Linked DNA regions of Mus musculus: region 1 is linked to region 2. The links are chromatin loops, found by intact Hi-C in ENCODE. Cell type or tissue: left cerebral cortex. All regions are shown on one strand. Links, peaks and the distances in the headings refer to the core of each region. The heading gives the core; the rest is flanking DNA. Region 1 overlaps 0610043K17Rik (RIKEN cDNA 0610043K17 gene). Region 2 overlaps Ak4 (adenylate kinase 4).

Region 1 (8,337 bases), core at 160-8,159, 72 kb after region 2:
GTGTGTGTGTATGTGTGTGCAGGTGTCTGCAGAAGCTAGAGATGTTGGATCCTCCTAGGCTTGAGGTATATGTGGCTGTGTATTGCTTGATGTGGCTACCAGAAACAGAACTTAGGACCTTTGCAAGAGTAATACAAGTTCTTAGCCACTGACCCATCTCTCCAACTACCTAACTCCCTCATTTTATCTTTATGCTTTTAGTTGTTGTTCTTGTTCTTGTTTTATTTGATTGGTTGGTTGGTTGGTTTTGAGACAGGTCTCATTATGTAGCTCTGGCTGCCATGACATAGCCTTGGCTGATCCGGAAATCACTGTGTAGAACAGGACTGGCCCCCAACTCACAGAGATCTGCCCCCCTTTGCCTTTCTTTCAGTTCCGAGATTAAAGGTAGGTACCATCATCCCTGTGCATATTTATGTTCCTTAAAATGGCACTCCTTGGGGATTATATAGATGGTCTCTATTGAACCTTAAATAGACAAATAACATGGACTCAACATTCACTGGTAGCTGAAGAAGAAGCTACTCTTCAGAGCCTGATAGAGCAGGCACATGGGAGACAGGGGCAGGGATTTCAAGTTCCCTATCAGCCTAACCTATTTAGAGAGACTTTGTCTCAAAAGACTAAAAACTACAACAGTGCTAAGCTCTCCAGTCGAGTCAGCTGGACAAGCTGAAAGGCTTAAAAGTCACTCATGAGGCAAAAGAGTTTCAAGGAAGCTCTCCTCCTGGAGTCTAGCGTTTTCTACCCATACATTAATTTTTCATTCCTGCATTCCATTACCGTGTTAGTCTAGTGTATGGATCTACGTGCTCTCTTTCAGTATTTTCTTATTGTAAGTGCTTTTTAAAATTGAATTCTGACATGGCTAAAGCCTTCTGCCAGTGTTCTAACAGTCCTAGAACATCCTTGACCAAGATCAAGGGCTTGGAATTCAGTAAGATTGTAAAAGCTAAGTCACTCCCTTACACAGGAATTTACCATCACTAAGGAAGAAGGAAGTTTCAGACCAAAGGAGAAACCAGAATAGATACTTAGAACTATAGCAGAGTTACACCCATACGAACGTATTTACAATGGCCTAAGGGGAAGGTGGACTATACAAGAGACTAAAATAGGAACTATGGCAAGGTCGAGAAGCCCTTGACCCTGGCTTCTAAGATTAGTGAATCTTAGGTGGAGCCCTTGTTGATCCCAGCTGTTATCAATGTATTCTATCCCAGGTGGTTCCGGTTAGACCTTTTGTGTTTACAGTCCTCTGTTTTAGGTAAGATTCCGGTTACCTCAATTGTACCTTGTGAATATGTCACCCAACTTCCTTATTGTCCTCTGCATAAAAAGTCTGATGCTCAATTCGAAAATTACACTCAGATTCCACACGACCTCTCCTGTGTGTGTCTGTTTGTTGTTCATCCACGCTTTTGCCCACCCGCGTCGAGAGACCCGTTCCACACAGACACAGGGACCCAGAGGGTCTGCGGCACAACAGAAAATGAGAGGGTACTGGGGAGAGGCTTGTCATGAAAAATACAAGGATCAGTGTTCTGTCTCCAGTGCTCATATAGAAAGCTGGATGTAATAGCTCATTTGTAATCCCAGAGCTGAGAGGTAGGGGCAGGCTACCTAAACTAACCAATCAGAAAGCCCCCAGGTCCCAGAGAGGGAAGCAGGCTTGATAGATAAACAAACAAACAAACAAACAAATGAATGAATGATAATGTGTTTGGCTCCTAAGGACCCACGCCTGAACTTGACCTCTGGCCTCTGCACATGTGCACACATGCACACCCCAACACACATACACAAAACAAAAACAGCTGTGTATGTCTCCAGGTCTTCTCTCTCTCTCTCTCTCTCTCTCTCTCTCTCTCTCTCTCTCTCTCTCTCTCTCTCTCCATCCCTGGTGCCCGAGGAGTTCAGAAGAGTGTTGGGTCTCTTGGAACTGGAGTTCCAGATGATTGGAAGGTGCTGTGGAGGTTACTGAATGTGGGTCCTATGCAATGCAGGACAATTAGTAATCTTAATCAGTGAACCAACTCTCCAGTCCCAGTTGTCATTTTTTTTATGGCATCAGAAAAATGTAAATGAAGCCCTTTCTTCTCTCTGAATACTCCTGTGCTAACTGAATAAAAAGTCATACAAAAACGTTGCTTGGTGGTAATGGTACACACCTCTAATCCCAGCACTCACTTAGGAGGCAGAAGCAGACTGATCCCTCTGAGTTCAAGGCCATCCTGGTCTACAGAGTGAGTTCCAGGACAGCCAAGGCTGTATACAGAGAGAAATCCTGCCTCAAAAAACCTAAATAAATAAACAAATAAGCTTCCTGTCTCCCCTTCCCCCCTTTACTTTTTACTGCAGAATTCTCTTTATGGACATACGATGCTTTAGATCAGCGCTTTTCAACCTGTGGGTCACGACCCTTTGCAGGGAGTGTCAACTTTTTCACAGGGGTTGCCTATAACCACAAAAACCACAGATATTTACATTTTGGGTTTTTTTTTCTTTTTAGATTTATTTTATGTATGTGAGTACACTGTCACCGTTCTCAGACACAGCAGAAGAGGGCATCGGATCCCATTATAGATGGTTGTGAGCCGTCATGTGGTTGCTGGGAATTGAACTCAGGATCTCTGGAAGAGCAGTCAGTGCTCTTAACCGCAGAGTCATCTCTCCAGCCCTGATATTTACATTTTGATTCATAACAGTAGCAGGATTATAGTTATAAAAATAATTTTATGGTTGAGGGTTACCACAACATGAGGATCTATATTAAAGGGTTGGAACATTAGGAAAGTTAAGAACCACTGGTCTAGACAGAGCTGGCCTCTCTAATGTAGCCATAAGTCTTCTGGAGTATGATATTCTGGCATGGGCTATTTTCTGAATTTCTGATCCTGGTTCTTGGATCTGCCTGAGGACCAAGTGAAATACAATAGGCAGACCTAGGTCTAGGTATAGCTGAAGAGGCAGGGAGACAAATGTAGATGTTCAAGGAGCATGAGCTTCCTTCCCAGACTTTATCCATATGGCCTTCTGGAGTGCATCCATCCACCCACCCATCCACCCATCTACCCATCCATGCATCCATCCACCCATCCATGCATCCATCCACCCATCCATGCATCCATCCACCCATCCGTGCATCCATCCACCCACCCATCCACCCATCTACCCATCCATGCATCCATCCACCCATCCATGCATCCATCCACCCATCCATGCATCCATCCACCCATCCATGCATCCATCCACCCATCCATGCATCCATCCACCCATCCATGCATCCATCCACCCATCCATGCATCCATCCACCCATCCGTGCATCCATCCACCCACCCATCCACCCATCTACCCATCCATGCATCCATCCACCCATCCATGCATCCATCCACCCATCCATGCATCCATCCACCCATCCATGCATCCATCCACCCACCCATACATCCATCCACCCACCCATCCACCCATCTACCCATCCATGCATCCATCCACCCATCCACCCATCCATGCATGCATCCATCCACCCATCCATGCATCCATCCACCCATCCACCCATCCATCCACCCACATGCATGTATCCATTCCACTGATCTTCTCATTCAACTAACCGATCCATTTATGCATTTATCCATCCATCCATCTATCCTTCTCATCCTTCTGATCTGCCCATTCAACTAATCTATCCATCATCCACCCTTCTATCCATTTCTCTATCTACTCATTTTTCTATCATTCTACCCAACAATCCTTGAATTTGTCAATACTCAGTGAGCACACACCATGGCAATACACCTTCCTCACTGATGGAGAGAAAAAGCCCTCCTTGTACACCCTTCCCCACCCACAGTACCCAGCTTTATTAAAGAACTGACTAGGTTTAGAGAATTACATCATGTAGCTAAGGGCTATTTCTTGAGTAGTCAGAAATAGTTCATGTTGCCAGGAGCATGCAGGAAGACTATCCCATTCAGCCAGTGAAGTAAGGAAGGCTAACCAGACACAGTGTCCATGCTTATGCTACTCCTTCAAGTCTGTTTATACATCCTTCTACCAGGAAGCCTGGTGTCCCAATATTAGGATTCCTATGCTGTGTTCTATCCCACAGAAGTGAGCATTCAAAAGAGCTAGGAAAACATTCCTGCCAGGCGCAGTATGTGCAAAAGTCTCAAGGGAAAAACAAACAAACAAAAAAACATCCTGAATCCAGGCATGGTGACAGACACCCATAATCTTAGTACTTGGGAGGTAAAGGCAGGAGGATCAGGAATCTTAGGTTATAGTGAATTCTAGGCCAGTTTGGGATACATGAGACTGTTAAAAGAGAGAGAGAGAGAGACAGAGACAGAGACAGAGACAGAGAGACAGAGGGATAGTCGGAGACAGACAGAGACAGACCAAGAGACAGAGAGAGATGGAGACAGAGAGAGATAGAGAGACAGAGAAACCTAATTAGAGGCAGGAGAGATGGGTTAGCAGTTAAGAGCACTGGGTCCTCTAAGGACAAGGGCTTGATTCTCAGCACCCACATGGCAGTTAGCATTCTGTAAGTCCCAGAAAACCAGATGCCCTCTACTAGTCTTCATGAGCACTGCACGTGTGTGGTATATAGACATGTATGCAGGCAAGGTAACCATGCCTATAAAATACTTTTAACTAAAATTTTTTAAATTAATAACAACTAAAGCTTGGGGGCTAAGGAGGTGGCGTGCACCACCAGACCAGGGCTACTTTTTTATTGTTTACTCAGCCATGCAGTTTCTCTGACTCTTGCTCTGACATAAAGTCTCTCTAAAAGATGTGTCCTCAGCAAGGGCAATATCGCCCCCAAGGGGGCAGAAACTAGCTCTTGGAAGTTGAACAGAAACCATTTATAAATTATTTTTATGAAAACAGAGGTTAAACAGCTCCATCCCATACAACTGAGATTCAGTAGATCTGCTGGCAACTAGAGCTTGATTCTGCTGGGGAGCTCTGGAAACATTGCAGCTATCCCACAGAAGAGGGAAGAGCTGGGGGACTTAGCCACCAACACCCATCAGAGGATAGTAGAAAGCCACTCTCCAGGGGACACTCACTCCAGCCTGCAGCACTAAAAGCACTGTGGCCTCTAGTATCCAGAGAGTGCCCCGAGGCCAAAAGACCAAGATGAGCAGCCCACACCACCACAGGGAGAAAGGTGAGCAGCAAAGTAGGAAGAGCACTCAGGCCTTTCCCTTCCCACCTTTCCCACGAGGCCCAGCCAGAGCCAGCACTGCCCCAGTGTCTTATGTAGCTGTGGCTCACAGCTGAGGCTAGTAAGAAGCCCTCAGCTCACCATCACCCCTGAAGCAGGAACCAAAGGCCAGGAACCGACTTCCTGCAAGGCTATAGCCAAGCCACTTGTGCCCTGATGCTCACGTGCCATAACTATGACATGGTCCAATCAAGATAAGAGATGACAAAGTGTATGACAAAGAGATGACTATAGAGTGCTGTGAAATAGAAGATAGCATCCTTGTGCTGTCTATATTCCCTGAGCTCCTAACATGCTTTCGTCGGGCCACACAGTTGAACTTGGATGCTGTCCCATCTTTAGCCTTGTGTGTTCCTGTTGTCACCATGCCTATGCAATCCTTTGCCCTGACTCTGCTGGGTCTCTTGCAGCTACAAACTAGTCCTCCTCAGGACTCTGCTCCAGGTGTTCTCAGATATTCTCTCTTGATCTCTCCCAGGTGCAGTCAATAGAGCATCCTACCCCCGTGCACCCACAATGCCCCAGAGTTTGGTGCTAGTTGCTTTTTCTCCCCTTGGTTTAAAAAATAATTGTGTGTGTGTGTCTATGGGTCTGTGTGTCTCTATCCATCTCTGTCTTGTCTCTGTCTACGTCTCTGTCTCTGTGTGTGTGTGTCTATGGATATGTGTGTCTCTGTCCATCTCTGTCTTGTCTCTGTCTCCGTCTCTGTCTCTCTGTCTCTGTCTGTCTGTCTGTCTCTCTCTCTTTCTGTGTGTGTGTGTGTGTGTGTGTGTGTGTGTGTGTGTGTGTGTGTAGAGGACAGAGGGAAATATTTTCAGGAGTCAGTTCTGATCTTACTTCTTACTGAAGCACAGCTTCTCTTGGTTTTTGCTGCATGGCATTTTGCAGGAGACCTGGCTTGCCAACTTCTGGTGAATTCTTCTGTCTCTGCTGTCCATCCTTTAGTAGGAGTGCTGGTTACAAATTACTGCCTCAGCATCTGGCCCCTTATATATATGGGTTCTGGAGATCCAATTCAAGTAACTAGACATGCATGACAGGGGAGATGGTTCAGTAGGGACCTGGTTTTTGTGTTCATATGCACAGCAAGCTCATAGCACTCAATGAAAACTTGGGTGGATGATGCATATAATGAGTAAGAAGGTGTACCCTCAAAGTACAAGCCCCTGGAGAACAGACAATGAGAGGATGCTAGGCTTGGAGGGGGCCACATTATCCTTCTCATTACCTTTGAAGAACCTTGTAGCAGTGGTAGTAAAAGATGTTTCTTGAGTATAACCTAATTTCGAGCATTTATTCACAATACTAGTAATACATGACTCAAAGTTTGAGGCCGATTCTAAACCATTGATATCTACAATTTCACTGCTTACCAATGTCCAAATGCTGGTGGGGAAGTCACTGCCATGTACTTGGCCTCCCCTCCGACTAAAGCTGCATCTCGGCTGGCTGAGTGGCTCTGCCCTGGCCACCCAGTAACCACTGGTAGACCTAGAGTTTTCACTCTCGGCCTGGATTAACCAAGTATGTCCATGCAGCCTTGGCGTTCCGTGGATGGCCCACTAATCACAGAGTGGGCCTTAGAACTCCTGGAATGTAGACCTTAAGACTCCAGGTTTATGATAGTTCCTTAGCAACAGTCTTTTTCCCCCAATCTATCAAATAGGAATATTAATATTTCACAAGGTTATTCTGCATATACAATAGAGCTAAGCATTCTCTCATTAGAGAATGAACCTGTCTCCTGGGCATAAGAAGGCTAGACATCTTTTTGTCTTCATTGCATGGATCATCAAGTTATGACCTAGAGAAGGTAAACGAGCCCCTAATCAATATCCAATTACTGATCTGAAAAACACATTTGTGTGTATATGTGTATGTGTATGTGTGTGTGCACAGCATGCATATGGAGACAGGACACATGCATATGCACACAGGACAACTTGCAAGAATCAGGTCTCTCCTTCCACCATGGATATGGAACTCAGGTCATCATCAGGCTTGGTGGCAAGTCACTCTACCTACCCACTGGGCAACCCTGACTGCCCCATACCCACAGTTTAAACTTTTATGTCTTCATTTTAAGTTGAAGGTTGTTTCTTTTGCCCAAATAATGAGTTTATAAAAATCTTTCCCTAACTCACTAAGAAAGTTGTTCTTCCTAGACAATAGAAGGATTCCTCAGATGATAACACACCTTGTGAAAAGCCGCAGATACAGTCAGGCACAGCAGTAAACACCTGCACAGGTAGGCAGAGGCATGAGGAGTGCCACGAGTTTGAGGCCAGCCTGGACTACATAGTGTTTCCGGCCTGCCTAGGCTACAATGTGAAAACCAAAGTTAGGAAGCAGGGTGGTAGAGAAATTGTAATATTTTTATATTACAATTATATTATACTACAATTATATATTATACTATATATAATAATAAATATATAAAGTATCAGTCACACACACACACACACACACACACACACACCTATATAGTTTCTTGCAGTTCTGGAACTCACTATGTAGACCAGGCTGGCCACTGACTCACAGAGATGAGCCCGCCTCTACCTACCAAGTATTGGGATTAAAGGTTTGTGCCACCACAATATGGCTAATATATATTTTCAGAATTTTAAAATACATTTCTTCAACTGCTAGGTCACCAAACTGGGGTTAGGGTTTCAGTATGTATTGGAGGAAGAAGAGATAAGCCAGCCTATAACCGTTTGTATCCATTAAATGTTAAATTTTGTGATTTTTATTTCCTCTGTGTGGAGGGAGCACAGGCAAGTATGTGCCACAACCTGTATGGCAGCTCAGTGGGCAGGCATCAACTCTGTTCCCACCAGGTTGAGGCAGGGCCTCTCTTGGTTCTGCTGCTGCACTGCATCTTCTAGGCTGGCTGGCCACAGAGGGCCTCTAACCCATCCTCTGGGTCTGACTCCCATCTGACTGTAGGAGTGCTGTGATCATAGATGAGAGCCACAACATTCACGGTCTGTATGTGTTTGTTTAAGGCAGGTCACTAGCACTGTCACTATAGAGCCCAGGCTGGCCTCAAATGCACAGAGACCCACCTGCTTCTGCCTCTTGAGTGCTGGGATTAAAGG
Region 2 (8,337 bases), core at 111-8,110:
CCATTATCACAGGCGCTGTGTTGGTGTGAAAGGAGAGGAGAGGCAGTGCCTGACCTGAGAGCCACAGTGCTTAGCACTCACTTTGGAGTATCAGCAAACACAGCACCGTTTCCAGAAGTAGAGTGGCTCTAGGGCAGCAGCTTCACTCTGTCCTGGGAAGACACCAATGGCTGGTAGAACAGGCTATTCACTTCCACATGTAATGGTAATTATATGTTCTTTCAGGGGGAGCCAGCCTTTGGAATGTAGCATGCCAGTAAGAAGAGCTTTTTGGGTATTGTAAGAATCGATCAGCTTCTGTGAGATAGGTTTCTGCTTTCCTGACTGGATTTTCAAACTCCTTTCTTCTCTCCCTATTGGTTTTCCTATCACTGTACCTTGGGTTACACTTGAGCGGCACGCTCCTGCTCACCCAGCCACTCAGAAGGCTAGGACCAGTCTAGCCAACACAGTGAAACCAAGAACGAATGAAAGATTGAATGAACTAACAGATCAATTAAGAGAAAGAAAGAAAAAAAAAAAAAAGGGACACATCACACATGAACTGACATCATTAAGGGCATTATTGGCACAACAGCAACCAGCAGGGGTGACACCAGCTTAGGTCCCTGCAATCATTTACTGCTTCACCTATACTCAAGGTACCACGTCACCTACTCCAGTCCAAGAGCCACCAACTGGGCTCCTGCATTAGTTCAGTCAGTCATCAGACAGCCAGAGGGAGAACCTAACAAGACGCTGGTCAGAAGTAGTCTGAGCAGGCACGGGGCGCACACCCATAATCCCAGGCATTTGGGAGACCAAAGCTAGAGCACTGTGAGTCTGAGTTGGGCACCTACAGCAGGGAGTGGGGTGGAGGTCCACTTCAATGGTAGGATTCTTGAGGAATGTACACAAGGCCCAGGGATTCTGAACCCCAGTACTGAAGAGCAGAGACAACACCATGTTTGTCCTTTCTCCCAACTCTGTAATCGAAGATCCTGCAGCTATTGCCCAGGTCTTACAAAGTCTTATAGCTGAACACTAGTTTTTATTTGTTTTGGTCACTCTAATCCCTGAAACCACACACTTTTTTCACTTGCTCGGGCCATCTTCACAACAGTTGCCGAACAGAAATGTAAACTTTAGTCCTTTTTAAACTGTACACTGTCATTTGGCTTTAAAAGGGGTCTTCCCAGCATTCTGAGTCTGAGGACTAATCAGATAGAGGTCTGTCTCAATCAATCAATCAATCAATCAATGATCACCTACAGTTTAATGAAATAACAAGGAGAGCGACACTTTTCCCAGGTCACCAGCAATGCCCTGTCTTGTTAAGCTTTCTAGTCCTAGCTTTCTCCACTATGGTGGCTACTGAATGTAAACTCTTTTCCTATGCTGTTTGGCCAATGCTTTTTTATGCCCCCCACCTCCAGACACCTCATACTCCTGTCCTCTATCCAGCATGGTGTATCTTACCTGCACTTGAGGTGGGTTGAAGTCCAGGTTATAGACCCTCCCGCTAGAAGGGTGAATCCACCGTCGGCTCAGACGATCTTTAAGTGTCTCAAAAGGAATATTCAAACTGATTACTAGGTCCACATCACAGATTCCGTCCAGGGCTTCTGCCTGTACTAATGTCCTCGGGAATCCTAAGGGCCAAACAAACAAACAGAAAAATCAACTGTAAGTCTGGGAATAATGAAATCTATATAGTCCAAAAGGATTTAATAGGGACTCTGTAACTACCTCTGTATACTCTTTTATAGCCCAGCTTCTATGCTTGGTCTAAGGAGTCACATGATCAAAACAGACTGCACTGAACTGAAAAACCACTAACCCAGCCTGTTAACCACTCCCCTTGTGTTGTTGGGCAAGCTGTATTGTCCCTATTTTCTCTTCTGCTCAAGAGAGAGTACAGACTCCTTTCTGGGTCCCTATAGCTCTTATAGCCTGTTATTTATTCTCCAGTTACCACAAGTAAATATAGGCCTTGAAATCCTGAATCAATAGACACCTTTACCTACACTTTATGTAACATGTAACCTAAGAAATCCATATGGTACACTTGAAATATGTCAGGAGCAAACACTCATGCTTCCATTATTTGGGAGGCTACATCAGGAGAGTTGTGAATTCCAGGCCATCTTGGGAAATAAGTGAGACCCTGTCTCAAAAAGAAAAAGAAAGGGAAGAAAAGAAAAAGGAAGGTTAGCCTAAAAGATTTAAGCCTGAGTGAATGTTGTATCATACACCATTAATCCCAGCACTGGAAGGAGGAGGTTTGTTTGTTAGCCTGGTCTATATAGCAAGTTCCAGGCCAGTCAGGGCTACAAGTTAAGCCTGATTTCAAAAGTAGCTAGTCCTTCAGAAACTATCTGGTTGCTGCAAAATTTACAGGTCTGTCCAGTTTTCTAAATGTGGAAAAATGACAAGATATAGATCTGAGCTCATATGCACTGCCACTTTCTTCTTCAATAATAAGGTATAAGGAGGAGACTCAGTCACAGAAGCTGAAGTGGGACAGGGAGCCTTGGCTTGCCAAGCTCACACCCACTCATTATAGAAACCATGGTTAGAAGCGACAGGCCTTGAACAGTGTTGTCAGGGTAGGTGCAGCATCCTAAAGCCCTGAACATAGTCTGAGCCTCTGAAGATATCTGAGCTGTTTTCGTAGGTCCTGAAGAACAGGCTGCCACTTTGATCATGAGGCTTTGAAAAGTTGGCAGTGCCGTTTAACGACTTTCAAGATTTTAAAAAATATGCTTCTTAGCCTCAGCTTTAGGCCCAGCTGAAGTCTTAAGGCCTGGATCCCAAGAGTGGTGGGTGGTGTACTCCTCAGGCTGGGTTGAGCACAAGTCATTCCGATGTAATTCTAGCACTGTAGGCTGCCAAGCACACTGCCAGGGAAAGTATGGTGAGCCGGCCCTTTAGCCACTGCTGGCACACATATTTTTGAAATGAACACACTGGCAGGAGTACTGTATAAAGGCCTATCAATCAAGAACATCTATATGAATGAGCTATCATACAGACTGAAGGGAGATGTTAAAGAAACGTAGGCATTTTGCTTTTCTGACCTATACAGCTAGTCTCCATTATCTGTTGATCCAAGTTCCCTTTTAGAGGTTTATCCTTGAAATTGAGTGGGATTCAAGTTCTTGGAACAATGATTGAACCGTTAGGATATCTGCTCATGAAAAGAATTCCTCATATAAATTCCAGGTTAAAACATGATCTATGAAAATCTTTGAATAAACAAACCCACGTCTAAGTCAAAGGAGTCATTTCTGGGGACATGGAGAGAGGCTCAGCAAGAGGGGGGATAGAAGACTCTGGATTCCAACCTCAGCCCTTGCATGTGCGCATGTGCATACACATAAGGGAGGGGGAGACAGCAGGAAGGAGAAAGATGGAGAGAGAGAGACAGAAAATATGAATCTGACTGTAGAGGCTACTACTCATCACAACGGTGACCCAAGACAGACTGCCAACCCAGAGTGGTACTTATCCCACTAAACTAGGTTGCTGACAGCCCCTGAGACCTGGGTAAGTGCCCAGAACACAGGGAGATGCCGCCTGGGTAGGGATGCTGAAAGTGGGTTGGATGCACATGCACATTTGGTCAACAGGTGGCAGCATTTACAACTTCTCCACTAATAAGAGATTTTTACAACTGGAAGTTGACCCTGTAATCAACATTTGGGAGGAGCTGAGACAGGAGGACTGCTGTGAATTTTAGGCTAGTGTGACTACAGAATAAAGGCCAGTTTCAGAGATAGTATCAGGGAGAGGGAGAGAGAATTATTGGTAAATGAGTATCCTGAAGAACAGGGTGGCAGTATGCTAGTTACCTACTGTATGGTTAAATATCCCAGCAGAGTGAAGACCAAACTCAATACCCACCAGTCTTAGTCAGGGTTTCTATTCCTGCACAAACATCATGACCAAGAAGCAAGTTGGGGAGGAAAGGGTTTATTCAGCTTACACTTCCATACCACTGTGCATCACTGAAGGAAGTCAGGACTAGAACTCAAGCAGGTCAGGAAGCAGGAGCTGATGCAGAGGCCATGGAGGGATGGGACTTACTGGCTTGCTTCCCCTGGCTTGCTCAGCCTGCTTTCTTATAGAACCCAAGACTACCTGCCCAGGGATGGCACCACCCACAAGGGGCCCTTCTACCCTTGATCACTAATTGAGAAAATGCCTTACAGCTGGATCTCATGGAGGCATTTGGCCAACTGAAGCTCCTTTCTCCTGATAATTCCAGCCTTACAGGAATTGTCTACCTTATCCTTCCACACCCATCACCACATGGCCATTAATCCAATCTAGAAAGCATGCTGTCGCCTAGTTCATTCAGCCTCGAGGTGGAAAGCCGAAACCTTTCTGAATCCACCACACTGCGCCACTAACCGCAGCATCAGCAGGTCTGCCGCAGATCCTCAAGGATTTCTGATGTACAGTGAGAAGTGGCTTCATCTGGTCCTCTGAACCACCACACGAGTCTGAGGAGAGCGACTCGAGGGGAGGCCTCAGCAAAGCTGTGCTCGGAGCAGGGCAATGGAAGCAGGGTGCATCTGGCTTTCTAATTTGGAGAGCATTCACCGGGAGGTGCAGAGTCAGAGTCAGCTGCCCCACGCTCACGAAGAACAGGCCCTCTGCTTAGCTAAGTGAATGTAACCTTGCAGCTCTGTAAGGCAACAGCCTCACATGTCTGCCCCAGTTGGCACCTTGTGAGAAGCCACTTCCTGCCTATGGTCACTTCTGACCATTCCGACTGTGGGTGTCCAGTTAAAAGATAAGATGCGGCTCCTGGTCATGAGCCACAGGGAGTAGCTATGGCTGGAGGCAGGTGGCATTCACCCAGGCATCCCCAGTGAGGGAGTGTGTACCAGCCCAGAGTCCTTAGTAGCAAAGGAAAAGGAATTGTAACGAGCATGCATCTCATAGGCCCTGCTCTCTGCCCGTATGCGACTGTTCCTTGTTTCCCCGTACATGGTTCTAACCTCTGAATCCATCTCATTCCACCTTCACTAAGACAATGAAGAGAGTAAGTGGCATCTTGGTAAGAGCTGTGGCCTCTATGTCCCCTTCTGTACCAGGTGCTCTAGAGCTCCTCACCCCTTGGACACTCACTGCAGTGTCCTGGGTTCTCTAGACAGTGGTTCTCAACCCTTGGGTCACAACCCCTTCGGCAGCTGCATAGCAGATATTTATAGTACGATTCATAACAGTAGCAAAATAACAGGAAGAAAGTATCAACAAAATAATTTTATGGCTGGGGTCACCACAGCACGAGGAATTGTGTTAAAGTGTCACAGCATTAGGAAGGTTGAGACCCACTGCTCTAGAACATGATGTAAATGAAATACGAGAGATGTGTAACAAGGGGCCCCGCCCGTAAGAGCTTATGAGTTAGTGATGATGAACTGACAGACATGATCCAGGCTTTCAAAATTCAAAAATTGTGAGCTAGACAGGGTAGCACAAACCTGTTCCCAGCACATAGGAGGGTCCTGGTTCACTTTTTAAAGCAACTTAGTGCAAAAGTAACTTTAACAACTTAGGGTGGAAAGCGTTATTTGGCTGACATGTTCCCGTAAGAGTCCATTCCTGAGAGAAGTCAGACAAGATCTCAAGCAGATACACAGGCAAGAACCATGGAGTGCTGCTTACTGGCTTGCTCCCAGGCCCACACTCAGCTGTCTTTCTTACACTTCCCAGGACTACTTGCCCAAGAATGGGACCGCCCACAGCGGGCCGGGCCCTCCCCCACATCGATCAACAACCAAGAGGATGCCCACACAGACACCCCCACTGGCCATCACTCAGTTGAGATCCCCTCCTCTCAGGAATGTCTAGGTTTGTGCTGATAACAAGCACACAGACGCAGGAGGCTCAGGGTTCTATGTCGTGAAGCCGGCCTGGTTATGAGACCCTGTTTCAAAATACCAAAAGTCTAAGTCTGACTCTTCAAAGTGACCTTAGCGAATAAAGGGAAACTCTTGGGAGAACGTCTACACCGAGCTCTCCTGAGGTCTTCCAGGAAGGGCTCTTCCAATCTACTCCTTGGTCTTCTACTTATTTGCGTGAGATATTCTGTATATGTCTTGCTGGTGTGCACTTATGTGCATCGCACACATGGCTAATGCCTGCAGAGGCTGTACGAGGTCTAGGATACCCTGGTGTCATAGATGGTTGGGAGCTGTCTTGAGAGTGTGGGATCCTCAGTTCTCAAGAACTGAGCCATCATCTATCTGGCCCCACTGCTTCTTAAGGCACAGCATTCCCATACTGTACCTCCTCCCCTGTGAGGGAAGAGGCCCCTTGTGTGGAAGCAGGAGCTACCACCTGCGAAGCCGTATGTAAGAATTCTCTTTGTTCTCTGTGCATAGACAAATTGGGGGGAAACTGGGACCACTGTATCTCAACACAAAGGGACCCAAAGGATTTCACCACAGGTCCATTCAGGTCTGCACTAAGGAAAATAGCTGGACAAGCACCCTGTGAGGGCTCAGCCACTGGTTAAAGGTGAGGTCTTTCTGAAATGGACAATGTTTATTCAGAAGCCATGTGGAGTACTATGGTAAACCCTGACAATCCAGCTATGAACACAGTGTCTGCCTACTGGAGAGAAGGGAGCAAGGGCACTGAGAAATCAAGTATGCAACAAACACGGTGTCATGTAATTCTGACATAAGAATGAACCAGACATGATGCTCGTCCTAGAACCCCAGGAGGTACAAGATCAGGAGTTTAAAGCCATCCTTGGCTACATTAGGGAATCAAAAGCCAGTCTGGGCTACATGAGGCTGTCTCAAAAAACTCCAAGAGAAAAGAATGCCACAGCACAAGTGATATTGATATTAATAACAGTAACATATGCCTAGGATTTGGCCATGTCTACTAGTAGCCTTGTTAGGAAGTGCATGACAGGACACAGGAAATGCAGAGACCTTCTGAATGTCTAGAACAAGCCTGATTTTTAAATGTTAAGCACACAGACCCGTATCAGCTACTGGGAAGGCTGGGAAGGCAGGGCAGTGGAGGCTGGCCTAGGCAACTAGACGAGTGCCCGGGATAGAGCGTGCGGATGAGCACTTCCCCCGCATCACGTGGACTGACTGGGATGGAGATGTCTGTAATCCCAGCGCTCAAGAGGTAGAAGCAGGATTAGCCAGTCTCTACTGTCTAGGGAATTGGAAGCCATCCTAGGATACAGGAGGGCCTATCTCAAGGGGGTTAGGTGGATCCAAGCCAGGTATCAAAATGTGATTTTATGTCCCCATTGGCTGTAACTCACCAATTACTGCTATTTAGAAAACCATTAGCCGGTTTCAATGGAACTAGACACCATGTGAAGCTCTGGGCTTTCCCTTAGCACACTACTTAAATGGAAATAAGATGATTTCTCAAGAATATCAAGATATTTAATGACCTTGTTAGAAAGTAGAATCTTGGGGACCAAAGAGACGGTTCCACAGTTGAGAGCACTTGTTCTTCCTAGGATCAGAGTTCAGTTCCTAGTGCCCACGTTAGATGGCACATCACTGACTTCCTCGGGTACATGCTCATAGGTGGCAGACACTTAAACATATACATAAATTTAAGAAATAAATTTAAAAACTTAAAAGGTAGAATCAAACAGGTCTTGGCTTGATCATACCTTTAGTATCAGCACTCAGAAAGCAGGGGCAAGCAGATCTAAGTTTGAGGCCAGCCTGGTCTACAGACTCAGTTCCAGGCCAGCCAGGGCTGCCCAGAGAAACCCTCTCTTGAAAAAAATAACATACACACCCCCCAAAAATGTGATTGATTTTAATAACCAAACTGAAAGATTTACCCATCTGGGGATAGTATCATGGCTACCTGGCTATAAAAATAACCATGAGGGTGGGCAACCAAGCCCAATAGCATTATCTGGTCACCATGATTTGCATGAGAAAGGTTCCCCAAAGATTCAAGTGTTTGAACACTTGGTCCCAAACTGGCAGTTTTTTGGGGGAGGTTATAGAACTTTAGGAGGCAGAGCCTTGTGGCAGTTAGCCTGTTCCCAGGGACAGCCTTTGAGACTTACCCTCCTCTCCCTCCCTCACCTACATGCAGATGAAATGTGATCAGCTGGCCTCCAGCTTCCCCGCCATGACATGCCTTCCTCACCATGATGAGCTCGGTCAATTTGGAACTGAAAGCTAAAATAAACCCCTTCTTCCTTAACTTGCTCTTGATCATGGCATTTTATCACGGCAACAGAAAACAAATACCACTAATCCCTCAGGAAAACCAAACACACAGGAGACAACTCTATCAAGTTCTACATGCTAAGTACAAAAAAGAAAATATATATATATATAT

Evidence for each region. Hi-C counts contacts between places; a loop is a spot of excess contacts. Peaks named below come from ENCODE experiments on the same cell type or tissue, not always from the same donor. Only the 100,000 strongest peaks of a DNase experiment are listed, where the experiment ranks them.
Region 1: it touches region 2 in a loop (5-fold over the local background); 21 of 42 quality-filtered maps call a loop at or near these places.

What each region holds. Positions count from the first base shown.
Region 1 is chr4:101,381,684-101,390,020 of GRCm38, reverse strand. The region is part of intron 3 of 0610043K17Rik (RIKEN cDNA 0610043K17 gene); the gene reads right to left. Among named protein-coding and RNA genes, the nearest start is that of E130102H24Rik, 30 kb to the right of the region's middle. In left cerebral cortex, for the core only: a CTCF peak has its summit at 4,838 (motif pointing right); DNase peaks (open chromatin) are centred at 3,921 and 4,826.
Region 2 is chr4:101,453,794-101,462,130 of GRCm38, reverse strand. Ak4 (adenylate kinase 4) reads right to left here. Exons shown (of 5, transcript NM_009647.5): 3 at 1,459-1,631. Among named protein-coding and RNA genes, the nearest start is that of Ak4, 38 kb to the right of the region's middle. In left cerebral cortex, for the core only: a CTCF peak has its summit at 3,604 (motif pointing right); DNase peaks (open chromatin) are centred at 2,639, 3,584 and 5,717; H3K27ac peaks cover 274 bases.